Regions from separate parts of the Homo sapiens genome. Here all the other regions are linked to region 3. Evidence: chromatin contacts called from ENCODE Hi-C data. All regions are on one chromosome and are shown on one strand. The core of a region is the stretch at or near the end of the contact, and the rest is flanking DNA. Distances in the headings are between cores, read along the strand shown. Region 1 has its middle 220 kb from the start of MIR4791. Region 2 has its middle 240 kb from the start of MIR4791. Region 3 has its middle 300 kb from the start of SATB1-AS1.

What was found. A loop is a pair of places that touch in the nucleus more often than their neighbours do. Pooled maps may share reads with other maps.
Region 1: a map with no recorded cell type shows a loop between it and region 3 (24-fold over the local background). The contact joins two enhancer-like sites. A Hi-C loop is called at or near these places in 13 of 37 single-sample maps with no recorded cell type and 6 of 50 pooled maps.
Region 2: a loop to region 3 is called in a pooled map, with 7 times the contacts of the local background. The contact joins two enhancer-like sites. A Hi-C loop is called at or near these places in 2 of 37 single-sample maps with no recorded cell type and 3 of 50 pooled maps.

The regions. Positions count from the first base shown.
Region 1 is chr3:19,537,566-19,541,631 of GRCh38, forward strand. No RefSeq gene overlaps it. Among named protein-coding and RNA genes, the nearest start is that of MIR4791, 220 kb to the left of the region's middle. RefSeq lists an enhancer at 3,139-3,248 and a silencer at 3,862-4,031. Within about 2 kb of position 2,371, at least 3 of the 41 ENCODE cell types and tissues checked have a DNase peak (open chromatin) inside an H3K27ac peak, as active enhancers do.
Region 2 is chr3:19,557,663-19,561,735 of GRCh38, forward strand. No RefSeq gene overlaps it. Among named protein-coding and RNA genes, the nearest start is that of MIR4791, 240 kb to the left of the region's middle. Within about 2 kb of position 2,214, at least 3 of the 41 ENCODE cell types and tissues checked have a DNase peak (open chromatin) inside an H3K27ac peak, as active enhancers do.
Region 3 is chr3:18,738,837-18,742,846 of GRCh38, forward strand. No RefSeq gene overlaps it. Among named protein-coding and RNA genes, the nearest start is that of SATB1-AS1, 300 kb to the left of the region's middle. Within about 2 kb of position 2,400, at least 7 of the 41 ENCODE cell types and tissues checked have a DNase peak (open chromatin) inside an H3K27ac peak, as active enhancers do.

The DNA of each region.
Region 1 (4,066 bases), core at 1,121-3,620, 800 kb after region 3:
CTGAAGTTAGCAGAATGCCTACATCACAACCACATGGGGTATATATTTGAAACGCAGATAATCTAGCTTCAAGCCAGCTGCTTTGAATGGGACCTGAAAATCTACCATTTGGTAAACTTCCTGGGTGACTCAAATACACTAAAGGCTGAGAAGTATTGGTCTAGAATCTATAGAAGTACAAGTCTGAGTCCTAGCTAATCTGTATGTAAGTAGACAACCACTGAAATTCTATTAAGGACAGCCCAGAGTCTGTAATTGTATAATAAAGAAGGCTGATTAACTCCTAAATCAGTAGTCCTCCAACTTTAGTTCAAATAATGTACTTCTGGGAGATCTTATTAAAAGAGAGATTTCAGGGCTCCAGCTCCTTAGACATGAGCTAGGTCCCCAAGTGATTCTAATATGTATGTTCCAAGAAATAAACTCTGAAAACATTGTCCTAAGAAGTACAACCTTTCGTTTTATAATGAGCTGGTTCTGTGGGAAGATGGACCAACTAGAATCAAACCAATTAAAACTGACAAGTTTCTTTCTGTACAGTTCCAAATACATCAATGACCTTTTTTTATCAAAGTAACTGATATCTTTTCTCCAAGAGAGCTTTGAACACCCATCAATTACTTCAATGAAAAATGATTGTCTACTATGTGTCTTACACCACTTATACCTCTTGATTTGTTATAGATCTTTGTTTTCTTGTTTCATTTAGATTTTCTAGAAGAAAAAAGAAAAGTGAAAATACCTTCTGAAGTTTCAAAAATTGGTCAGTTATCTGATAGGAATCATATTTGTATGTGAGGCAAGATAACTATTTGGTCAGCAGATGACAGTTGCTGTGGATGTCCCCTATGTGAAATGGAATTGCTAATGTTAAGATTGTGATTTTATTCATAACAATGAAAACAGCCTGCACCAAATAGTTCTTGCTAAAGCTACTTATTCTCATGGCATATATAGCTCATTTTCTAAGGTCATCTTTTTAAGACATTGCTTTTATGTCTTCTTTTTTAAGTATATAGTACTTCAAATGTAGTCTTCTCTTAGATACCATCATCACCGAAAATAGAGCTTGGGTACAAGTGCAGGCATAGGCTCTATTAAGGGCTCTTCCAAAAGGCTTTCCTTTGCCTATTTATTTCACTTTATAGAAAGGCAAATGGTCCAAATAAATATTAAGCTGAGAAAGGAGCAGAAGTTTTGGAAGAACACAAAGGAGTGTTTGCCTCCAACCATTTTTTTCTTGCTCTGTGATATGGACAAGTTATTTAAGACATCTGAGCCTCAATTCCTTCATCTAAAACTTGAAGAATAAAATATATCCAATTTTCAGAGTCTTCGTGAGAATTAATGAAGTAATTTTTGTGAAGGCACACTACCCGACGTACAATAAACGCTAAACAAATGTCAGTTTATCTTCCTGACCTTTCATCCCCTGGTTCCTTTCCTATTTCCCCCTCCTCCCCTCATCTCCTTCTTACCTCTCCTTCCTGATTTTTTCACCTTTCCTTGCCCCCCCTCTCCTCTTCCCCAACTTCTTCCTGGCTCTCCCTTTATCTCCAGCCTCCTCCCACTTACATCCTCTCCATTCTCTCTTTCCCGCTCCCTCCTCTCCCCTTGGCCCTTCCTCATGCTTCCTCCTTTTCCCTCTCACTCAGTGTTCCAGGCCACCTTCTGGAAAATGAGTCCTCTCTTTGACATTTTCTCTGCTTAGGTCACAAAGTAGCTTTCATAATATGTCCCCTACAGTCTATTCATCACAGTGTTAACAATCAAGTCAACATTTACCTTTTTAAAAAAAGTTGTTGAAGAGCCACCAGGGCAGAAAAACATGCTGTTTCTGCCCCCAGCCACCTTATCCCCAACCCGTGTGGCTTCTAATATGTCTATCTGAATTTCAGTGAAGTTTTATTTTGAACTCTTTAATTACAGAAAGATACAGGAAGTTTATTCACTAACACAAATATATTCTACAAACACATACCATTTTTCCCCATAAAGTTTTTCTATAGAGATTTGCTGTTGCTTTAGAAATCACACACATATATGTCACAACCACCATCCCTGGCCACAGAAGACCTGAGCACTATCAGCCAGAAGCCTCAGAGCTTTCTCTGTGGCAAATGTTGTTGCCCTCTTACCCACAGTTCCTCTGGCTAGAAGCAGAGCTTATGAAATGTCTGCCACTTCACACAGATGCCTTCAAAGCTTCCCTTAGTAGCCCACCGTGTGAGTAGGTCTCATCAGAGGGAATAAGCTAAATGTTACTCCCTGCAGCTTGTGTCCTGAAAGAACCTATTCCTTGAGTTGTGTCATTCACCAAGCCCTGAATAAACAGTATAAAAGACATGAGGACAGCACAGTGAGGCAGAGATAGACCAGCACTTACATACCTGTCATTGCAGGTAATTAAATAAGCTGTTCATTCCAGAAAAAAAACAGCTGGTGGGAAAATGTGTCCAAAGGGCAAAACTATGCCTTCTTAAGCTATTTCCTTTTAACTTGGGTTTTTCCTTTATGGAGATAAGAAGCTGGAAATGGGATGGAATTTGACGCTGAAGCTAAGCTTCTGGGTTTTTTTTCACAGTTGGCTTGATAAAAATAGAACATACATATGTGATATATTTGAGTACAACAAAGAATAAAATAAGAGGAAGTGAGACTTAAAAGTGTGTCTGTGCTTTTTATTTTTGTAAAGAACTAATATACTAAGTTGAAGGGACCACTTTCATTTAAGAATTTCCTCCAGGGTAAAGAGTACCCTTTTGCTTTGGCACTTTTACTTGCCATGGTAATTTTTTTTAACCAGTGCTGACTCTGAACTTTATGCTACTCCTGTAGCTTTATTCTTCACTATGGTTTATTTGTCCTGAGAGAGAATTATTTCTGAACTCTGCATGGGGGTCAGTATTAAATGCTAATAAGGAAGGGGCTCAAACTCAGCCACATCTTTTGGGGAACACAGAGCCCTCTGGGTAGCTGCAGCCACATGGCCAACACTCAGCATCTTTGGGGCCCCTTGCTATGATTGGCAGTGATGTCCAGAAGCCCTCAGATGGAAACACAGATTTCCGAAAGTTGCCATGATAACTTATTGACCAAAATGAGTCATAAGAGTTCCTCCTGCTATAATCAGACAACCTGTGGAACCAAATCTAATTGTCAACTCTGGCTTCCAGTACCCCAAAGGTATTTGAGCCCTGGGCCTAGATCACTTAGCATATCTCTTGTTAACTTACACAAAAACCACGTCTACAGAAAAGGGGTAAAGAAGACAACATTTCTCACACTTGGTTCGCAGGGTGTGGTTTGCGGGACAACAGCAGCAGCTTCATCTGGAAGCTTGTTAAAAATGCAAAATCCTGGACCCCCATCTCAGAGCAGTGAATCAGAATCTACATTTTGACAAGATTCTCAGGTAATTTGTGCACATGTTAAAGGCTTAGAAATACCTGAACAAGGCCGGGTGCGGTGGCTCACACCTGTAATCCCAGCACTTTGGGAGGCTGAGGTGGGTGTATCACGAGGTCAAGAGATGGAGACCATCCTGGCTAACATGCTGAAACCCCGTCTCTACTAAAAATACAAAAATTAACCACGCATGGTGGCGGGCGCCTGTAGTCCCAGCTACTTGGGAGGCTGAGTCAGGAGAATCGCTTAAACCCAGGAGGCAGAGATTGCAGTGAGCAGAGATCACGCCACTGCACTCCAGCCTGGAGACAGGGCAAGACTCTGTCTGAAAAAAAAAAGAAAGAAAGAAAGAAAAAAGAAAAGAAAAAGAAAAAAAGAAATACCCAAACACTGGTTCTTGACTCTGGCTACCCATTAGAATTACCTATGTTGCTTTTAAAAAACAGATTCCTGGCTCTAACCACAAAGAGTTTGATTTAGTTTGTGTGGGTAGCACACATACAGAATCAGAAACTCTGGGGGTAGGGCCCAGCAACCTGTGGTGCTTCTGATACCAGCTAAAGTTCGAGAACTACTGCTCTAGTCTAGTCGACAAAGGACCCAGCATTGGCTGAAGTAGGGTTTAAGCAAGAAGGAATGTGCATATAGTTATGTATAG
Region 2 (4,073 bases), core at 964-3,463, 820 kb after region 3:
CACCTGTTGTTTCCTGACTTTTTAATGATTGCCATTCTAACTGGTGTGAGATGGTATCTCATTGTGGTTTTGATTTGCATTTCTCTGATGGCCAGTGATGGTGAGCATTTTTTCATGTGTTTTTTGGCTGCATAAATGTATTCTTTTGAGAAGTGTCTGTTCATATCCTTTGCCTACTTTTTGATGGGGTTGTTTTTTTCTTGTAAATTTGTTTGACTTCATTATAGATTCCGGATATTAGCCCTTTGTCAGATAAGTAGATTGCAAAAATTTTCTCCCATTCTGTAGGTTGCTTGTTCACTCTGATGGTAGTTTCTTTTGCTGTGCAGAAGCTCTTTAGTTTAATTACATCCCATCTGTCAATTTTGGCTTTTGTTGCCATTGCTTTTGGTGTTTTAGACATGAAGTCCTTGCCCATGCCTATGTCCTGAATGGTATTGCCTAGGTTTTCTTCTAGGGTTTTTATGGTTTTAGGTCTAACATTTAAGTCTTTACTCCATCTTGAATTAATGTGTGTATAAGGTGTAAGGAAGGAATACAGTTTAAGCTTTCTCCATATTGGCTAGCCAGTTTTCCCAGCACCATTTGTTAAATAGGGAATCCTTTCCCCATTTCTTGTTTTTGTCAGGTTTGTCGAAGATCAGAGGGTTGTAGACATGTGGCATTATTTCTGAGGGCTCTGTTCTGTTCCATTGGTCTATATCTCTGTTTTGGTACCAGTACCATGCTGTTTTGATTACTGTAGCCTTGTAGTATAGTTTGAAGTCAGGTAGCATGATGCCTCCAGCTTTGTTCTTTTGGCTTAGGATTGACTTGGTGATGCGGGCTCTTTTTCAGTTCCATATGAACTTTAAAGTCGTTTTTTCCAATTCTGTGAAGAAAGTCATTGGTAGCTTGATGGGGATGGCATCGAATCTTAAAAGATGTAAGAACTGCTGGGATGCCCTCTTAAGTTTAGATATCAAAAGGCAGGTACTATAATCCTTCTTTATTCTCTTCTGCATAAAATTATTGTTTTTCACAACCTGGGTGCAGACTAGATTCTACTACAATTTCAATATGAAACTGGAAATTTTAATAAGATACATCTGGCAATTCAGCCTTCAGGTCCCAGGCCAAATGTCACCATTTAAGATTTATACTCTTATAACACCGTGAGCTTTTTTCAAAGGATTTAAATTAAAAATGTAACTACGTATTTTATCAATCAATGTTTCTTTTTTCATCACACTGTAAACTCTTTGAGAGCAGGCACTTTGTCTATTTTTCTCACTATTATATCCATAAAGAACACAGAAATTACTAAATATTTGTGTAGTTAAACAAGTGAATAAATGAGGGAATGAATGCATCAATGAATAAAAAGCTGGGATCAGATGTTTTGTATCATAGGAACCGTGTCAAGATTCAGAAATGTTGTTGACACCAAACCAATCTCTAAATTATGTTCTCTATATTTGCCATATTTACTACTTTGTAAGATAATATATCTTCCAGTAGAACTCAGGGTTAACTTTGTATTCTGCAAGGCCATCTGAAATCTGTATGGACCTGCCATTCTAGGTAAAGGAGATCTAATCTCTAGTTTCCTCTGACTCTCCAGGTTCTGACTCAGCAGAATGGACTAAAGGACCATTATCAATATCCAGAACTTCTAGGCTTCTTAAAGAGCTTGAAATGATGTACATAGAATCAAAGTTTCCCCAAAACCTGAAAGCAGTTTTGGACCCAGCGTTCAGCCATACTTGAATACAAAGGAAAAAAGTAAATGCAGAAAGTGGTGGGAAATGAAAGGAGAAAGGCAATAGAAGAAAGCACTAATTTTTTGACATAGCCACTTGAAAGAAGAAAAATAATTAGTTATATATTTACACAATTACCAAAGAATTATAGCCCGTTTCTCAAAGTCTGTGTTTTTAATAGTGATCTATTTAGACAGTTGTATTAACTCTCACAGTCCAATATGTTACTATTGGGAACATAGAAAGATACCTGTTGTTTATATTTAATATAAGTTTCTATCTTTTATCTGTCAGGGGAAATTGAATGAGAACACTGTTTTAGAATACCTCAAAATTTCTTAGCTGTAACTCAGTATGCAGATATAATTAATGGTGGAAATGAAAATTCCCCACACTGGGAATTCTGGCTTTATTGCTATTAAATCCTCTGCACAGAGGTTGAGCCAGAGGTCTTGGGACCACATATTTTACTTCCCTCCTTCTATCTTGTTCCCATTTCTGTGACCGAGTTTCATTTCTCAGTTTTAGTTCTGCTCAGTTTTCTTTTCTCTGAGAATAAAACTACCAGATGTAAATGGCACCTGTTGCCACAGCAGCTAAAATATTCAGTTCTACCTTTCTCTTCTCAAAGGAACCTTAATGTATTCAGTACCTTTCTCTGGGTTAGAACAAAAGTTAGGAGCTAGGTTAGAATTAACCTCAGATATTCTCACAACCACTGAGATACAGCGTATGTGTGAATTCATTGACTGTTGATATTCCAAATCATTGTAAAATCACCTGTGTCATGAGAAAAAGAAACAATCATATGATTGATCAATGGTTCCATATTAACACCATCTGTCTAGGGGCTCTTCTAAGAGTTCTATGGCAAGAGAGAACAAAGTACACTAATGGAGCGTGAACTTTCTGTGGCTTACAAAGTCGGTTACATTTCAAGTTAGATTCATGTTTGATTCCCTGCAGTTTAATTTAGCCAGCAATATCCCCATTAAGATTGGTTCTTCCTCTGATTGAATCAAATAATTACTTGCTTATACTTCCAAGCTCTCATATCCCTTCCAATTTCTTTTGTTTTCTCAATGGAATTACTGTCTGCTTGGTTAGTTGAAAGGATTAAATCCTAACTGAAAGAAAAGTAGGAGTCTTTGAAGTGGCTGCTCTGTCTCTATTATAGAAACAGGAAAGGCAGGAAGTCCTACAAAAACTGTCACCACATTTATTGCCAAGTTTGTTCATGTCTGTACATTTTAAGGGATGGCTCTCTAAAGTCATGGAAAATTAAATGGGGAGATGGATTCTAAAGAAGGAACATATGTCAAACAAAAAATATATCCACACATAAAAACTGTATACAAATGCTCATCATAGCTTTATTCATCACAGTCTCAAACTGGAAACATCCCACATGCCCATCAACAGAGGAATGGATGAACAAAATACTGTTCAGCAATAAAAGAAATAATCTATTAATATACGCAACAACATAGATGGATCTCAAAAGCATTATGCTGAGCGGAAGAAGCATACTATGTGATGACATGTATATAGAACTCTAGAAAAAAACAAATCTAATCTATAAAGACAAAAAGCAGATCAGTGATTGCCTGGAACCAAGGTAAAGAGAGGAGAGGACTGACTAGGGACAAACACAAGGGACTTTTGTGGCATGATAAAATGTTCTGTATATTAATCGCAATGGTGTTTATATGGGAATAAATTTACCAAAATTTATCAAAACACTTAAAAGGATTATACTTTATTGTATATAAATTATATCTCAATAAATATGATTTTTAAAATAATATATATTACTTTAAATATATACTATGTGTTTTATATATATATATATTCTTCATTTCTTACTACTGAATCCTGTCAACACAGAGACTATCTTTTACCCTGGACTTTTTCAAATAGGGAAACAGATTCAATGTTAAAAAAAAAATTGTGAAGTTCCCTAGTATATGGTTCCTCAGATAGACGCTAGTTACCTATAGTTGGTAGGATAATATCCTCAAACATACCACATCTAATCCCAGGAAGTTGCAAATGGAAAAAGGATATTTGCAGTTGTGATTAAGGGTCTTATCCTGGACTATTCAGGTGGGACCTAAAATGCAATAAGAGTCCTTATAAGAAAGAGGAAAAAGGAGATTACACACAGAAAATGCGAAGGCAGAGGCAGACAGAGATTGGAGTGATGAAGCCACATGCCAAGGAATGCTGGCAGCCACAGAAGCTGGAAGCAGTAAGAAAAGGATTCTCCCCTAGGACTTCCAGAAAGAGTGCAGCCCAGCTTGATTTGGGGCCACTGATACTGATTTTGGA
Region 3 (4,010 bases), core at 1,150-3,649:
TCTTACTACTAATGTTTGAGCTTTTCAGGAATCAAGATTAGTTGTGGCTGCATTCCCACAAGTGGCACAGTGCCTAGGACAGAGTGAGTGGTAAGTTATGATGAGGAAGTACCTGGATGGCTATGGCCAGACCTTAGATAGCACTGCCAGTGAGGGTGTTCCACAGAACACCTTTGACTGAGTGGGAGAAATGCAGGTCAAATCTTTTTTTTTTTTTAATGTAGAAATACAGACAGAATCTCTTTTACTATAACAGCTATAATTTCAGTGTTATTCTTATTCCATAGCATCAACTCCTTTACAGAAAAAAGACCGATGACACCCTTTGCCATTTAAAAATTCTCACCACATATTGAGCAACCCCAAAAGAATACTCATTTGCATTGACTCAGAGGGTGCCAAGGACTGATACCGAAGATTTTTATGTTGAAAAGCAACAGAGAGTAGTGGCTGAGATCATGGATTGAGTTGAAATCTCAGTTTTGCCACCTACTAGTATGTGACCTAGGGGAAGTAGACTAATTTCTTTCTGTCCATAAGCCCTTTCTGCCCACATATTAAAAAACGAGGATTATAATTGTACTTACCTCATAGGCACCATGAGACAAGGAATAAATCTGTTGATATTAAAAGCTGAAAACAATATCTGGCACAACATCCTAAAAAGCAGTGTAAAGTACTTATCAAAACACTATTTTGTGGAAGATATATCTGACTCTGAGTTTTTATTTTTCCATTTACTAGCAGCGTAATCCTAAATTGTAAATGTCCATTGTCCTTAAACCTTAGTTTTCCTTCTCTGTAAGTTGAAGCTAATAATTATGCCACTTTTAACCTTCATCCATTAAGTGAGATACGTCACTCAAAGCATTTAGCATAGTAAGTGTTCAACAAATTCTACCTACTGCCATTATTTCACGAGATAGGCTGTCAACAAATATTTGGGGCTAAATCTTAATTGATGAAATCTCAATTTCATCATCCTAATGATGAAACTTCTTTTGCTGTTAACTTTTTAATAATGTTTTTAATAGCAAGTGAGAAAAATTTCACTTTCTATCTCCTTTTCCTTACTGGCATGAGTTAAGAGTTGAAAAAAAGAGGTCTCTTGTATCAACAAATTGCCTGTAAATCTAGTCACAGAATGTTATGTCTATGGAATTTTAGAACAGAAACTTTATCTGTCATAAATTCTATCACAAATTTTAACTGCTTAATTTTAAATCAGTGGTTCTCAGTTGAGGGTGACGGTGCCCTCAGCTTCTTCCTTACAGAACAATGGAAACTATCACAACCGGTGGTAGGTGCTACTGGCTTCTAGTGAGTAGAGGCCAAGGATGCTACTAAATATTCTACAGACCATAGGATAGTCCCCTACAGCAAGAAATAATCCATCCCAGAAAGCCAATAGTGATGAGGTTTAAAAAAAACTCTATTTTAGACTTAAGGAAACTGAAGCTTAGAGAGGCTTAAATGACTTGTCTATGGTTGTAGGATTTGATAACATTAATTTCTTGCTGCATTTGATCTATCATGACATCCTAAACAATCCCAGCAGAGAGAAGACAGCCTAGTATTCAGACTCCTTTCTCGGCATTCCAAATCCCTCTACTCTCAGTGTATAGAATCTCTATTTTCTCCACATATCAGCTTTCACCCCGTTGTCCCCAGCTCACCAAAACACACATATGTGCACACAATTCCATCATGGAAAAGTAATGCAGAGAGAGTTCACCAAAGAAGCAAAGGCAAATTATTTTTCCTGGGCATATCTGTTTCAAACCAACCAATTCTATTACACAGTTAGCCCAAACAGAAGCCTGGGTGAAAAGGCAGACCAATGTACAGGTCTTTGTTGCCGTAGGACTAGAACCGGGCCAAGGTTCCCATGGGTAATAATCATGGCTTTGTGCTCAGTGAAGTCCACAGGTAACTGCAGAAATACTGTGACTACAGAATAAAGAATAAGAATAGAAAAAGGGGCATGACTTGATGAGCAAACCACACAGATTCACAGGAAGTAGACTTCAGCAGTTCTAGTATCTGTGGTTTTCTTGAATTCTTTTCAGATCTTATTCTGGGAAAAGAAAGTTATCAGGTCAGTAGTGTTAATGTGCTTTGTTTTGTTTTGTTTTTGCTCTGTTCTACATGGGCAAAACACGAGGAGATAAACATTTTCATGGTAGACTGGGAATAAAGAAGAAAAAGTGATCCTGAGAAGAAACCCCTGATGCACTTCAGGGAGGGGAACAGATACACAATGAAGTGAAGAAGATGCATATAGTTTTTCAACACTAAGAAAATGACTGAAAATAGTTTGTTCTCTTCTAATATCATTAATGAAACCACATAGTGATGTCACTTCTGATCACGCTGAAATTTGAGTTGCTGATCTTGCGATAACAAGCTTCCTCTTTGCGCGTTCACAGCGTGTCTACAGTGGAAAAGACCTTCAGGTTAAACGTGAGTGGGTGGAACTTGTCAAGAAAAATAACTTCACCACCACAACAACAAATGACGGGAGAGACAGAAACTTCTCTGGGAGAGCAGAAGGAAAAAAGCGAAGTCTAAGTATTATTAAACATGTGAAAGAAGAGTCATTTAATAGGAAGTAACTCATTCACACAAATGTAACTTTGTGGTCCCTCAGAAGTACGTAAATACTACCAATCAGTCCACCACAGATTATCATCAAAATTTCTTGGGAAATGCCTCATTAAAGAGTCTTTATAGAATAATATGAGTGTGCATCAGTCAAATAATTTCAAGAAGACGTTAAACACTAGCTCTTAGAGATGTAAATTTCCTTTCCTTCCTTGGGTACTACATTTTGCCGTTGTGAGTTTTAAATTGAGGCTAAATGTGAACCCTTTGAACCATGCTTATCTTCATAGGAGAAAGCCGTTTCTTGTTTTTAAGAGGAAGGCCTTAAATGGACTGAAGAATAGTGGTTTTGGCATTAAATTGCTCTTCTCAGATGTATTTATTACATGATGAAATTACATGATTATTATTACTTGCTGAAATAATTCCATAGCATAGGACTTGATGAATAATTGGTGAAAAATCTTTTAGAATTTATAGTTCTCAGACTTTGAAAAATATTTTTAAAAAATTGATATCCCCAAGCCCACCCACCTCATTACATAATCATGTCTATCACTTTTTAACCCTGATGCTGTAAACCCTGTATCCCCTCCATTAACAGAGTGTTGGTGTGCTTTGTTTTGTTTTGTTTTGTTATGTAACAGTTTCAATGAAGCATTTAATCGGAAAGCATAATCAAAATATGTCGTATGTGACATATTTTGAGTTGCGAATTGGTTTATTCTCTACTCTTTACTGAAGTTTGTCTCTATTGACTGGTGGCCTGTTGAAGATCATAAATGTCTTTGTTTTGATTTTAGGGCACTGTGTTTCTTAAAGTTGGAGTTCCTGGACCACCTGCCTCATAGGTCTCCAGATGTGCTCATTAAGAAATGCATATTTCTGTGCCTAATCCCAAGCTTACTAAATCAGAAACTCTTGGCAAGGGGGAGACTGAAATCTACATTTTCGCCTGTTTCTTGACTGACTCTTGTCTGTGTGGGGGTGAATGTTAAAAATTTAAAGGAAAGAGAGACCTATATGCAACTTACAAATAGAGACGGAGAGAAATGACAGTAAGGTAGCATAAGGAGACACTTTGGAAAATAGATTTTTTGAGGAGGAAAAAAATTATATTGCAAAATTATTTTTAGGTACACAAGTTATTTCTATATTTTGTCCTTTATCCATGCTCTTTATTTAGCTAATGTATCCCTCTTTTCTCAGATTTTATTTTTTTCATTTAGTCTAACACCTCTGTTAAAAGAAAAGAAGGGAAACAAAGAGGGAAAATAGGTGAAACTAAGGAGTGTAATATGCTCTTAAAAGCAATTTAACATTGTTTAAATGTATCTATCTTGACCTTTTCAATGCCATCTGACATTGTTTAATTTGTTATTTGTATATTATCATATGTTGGGAAG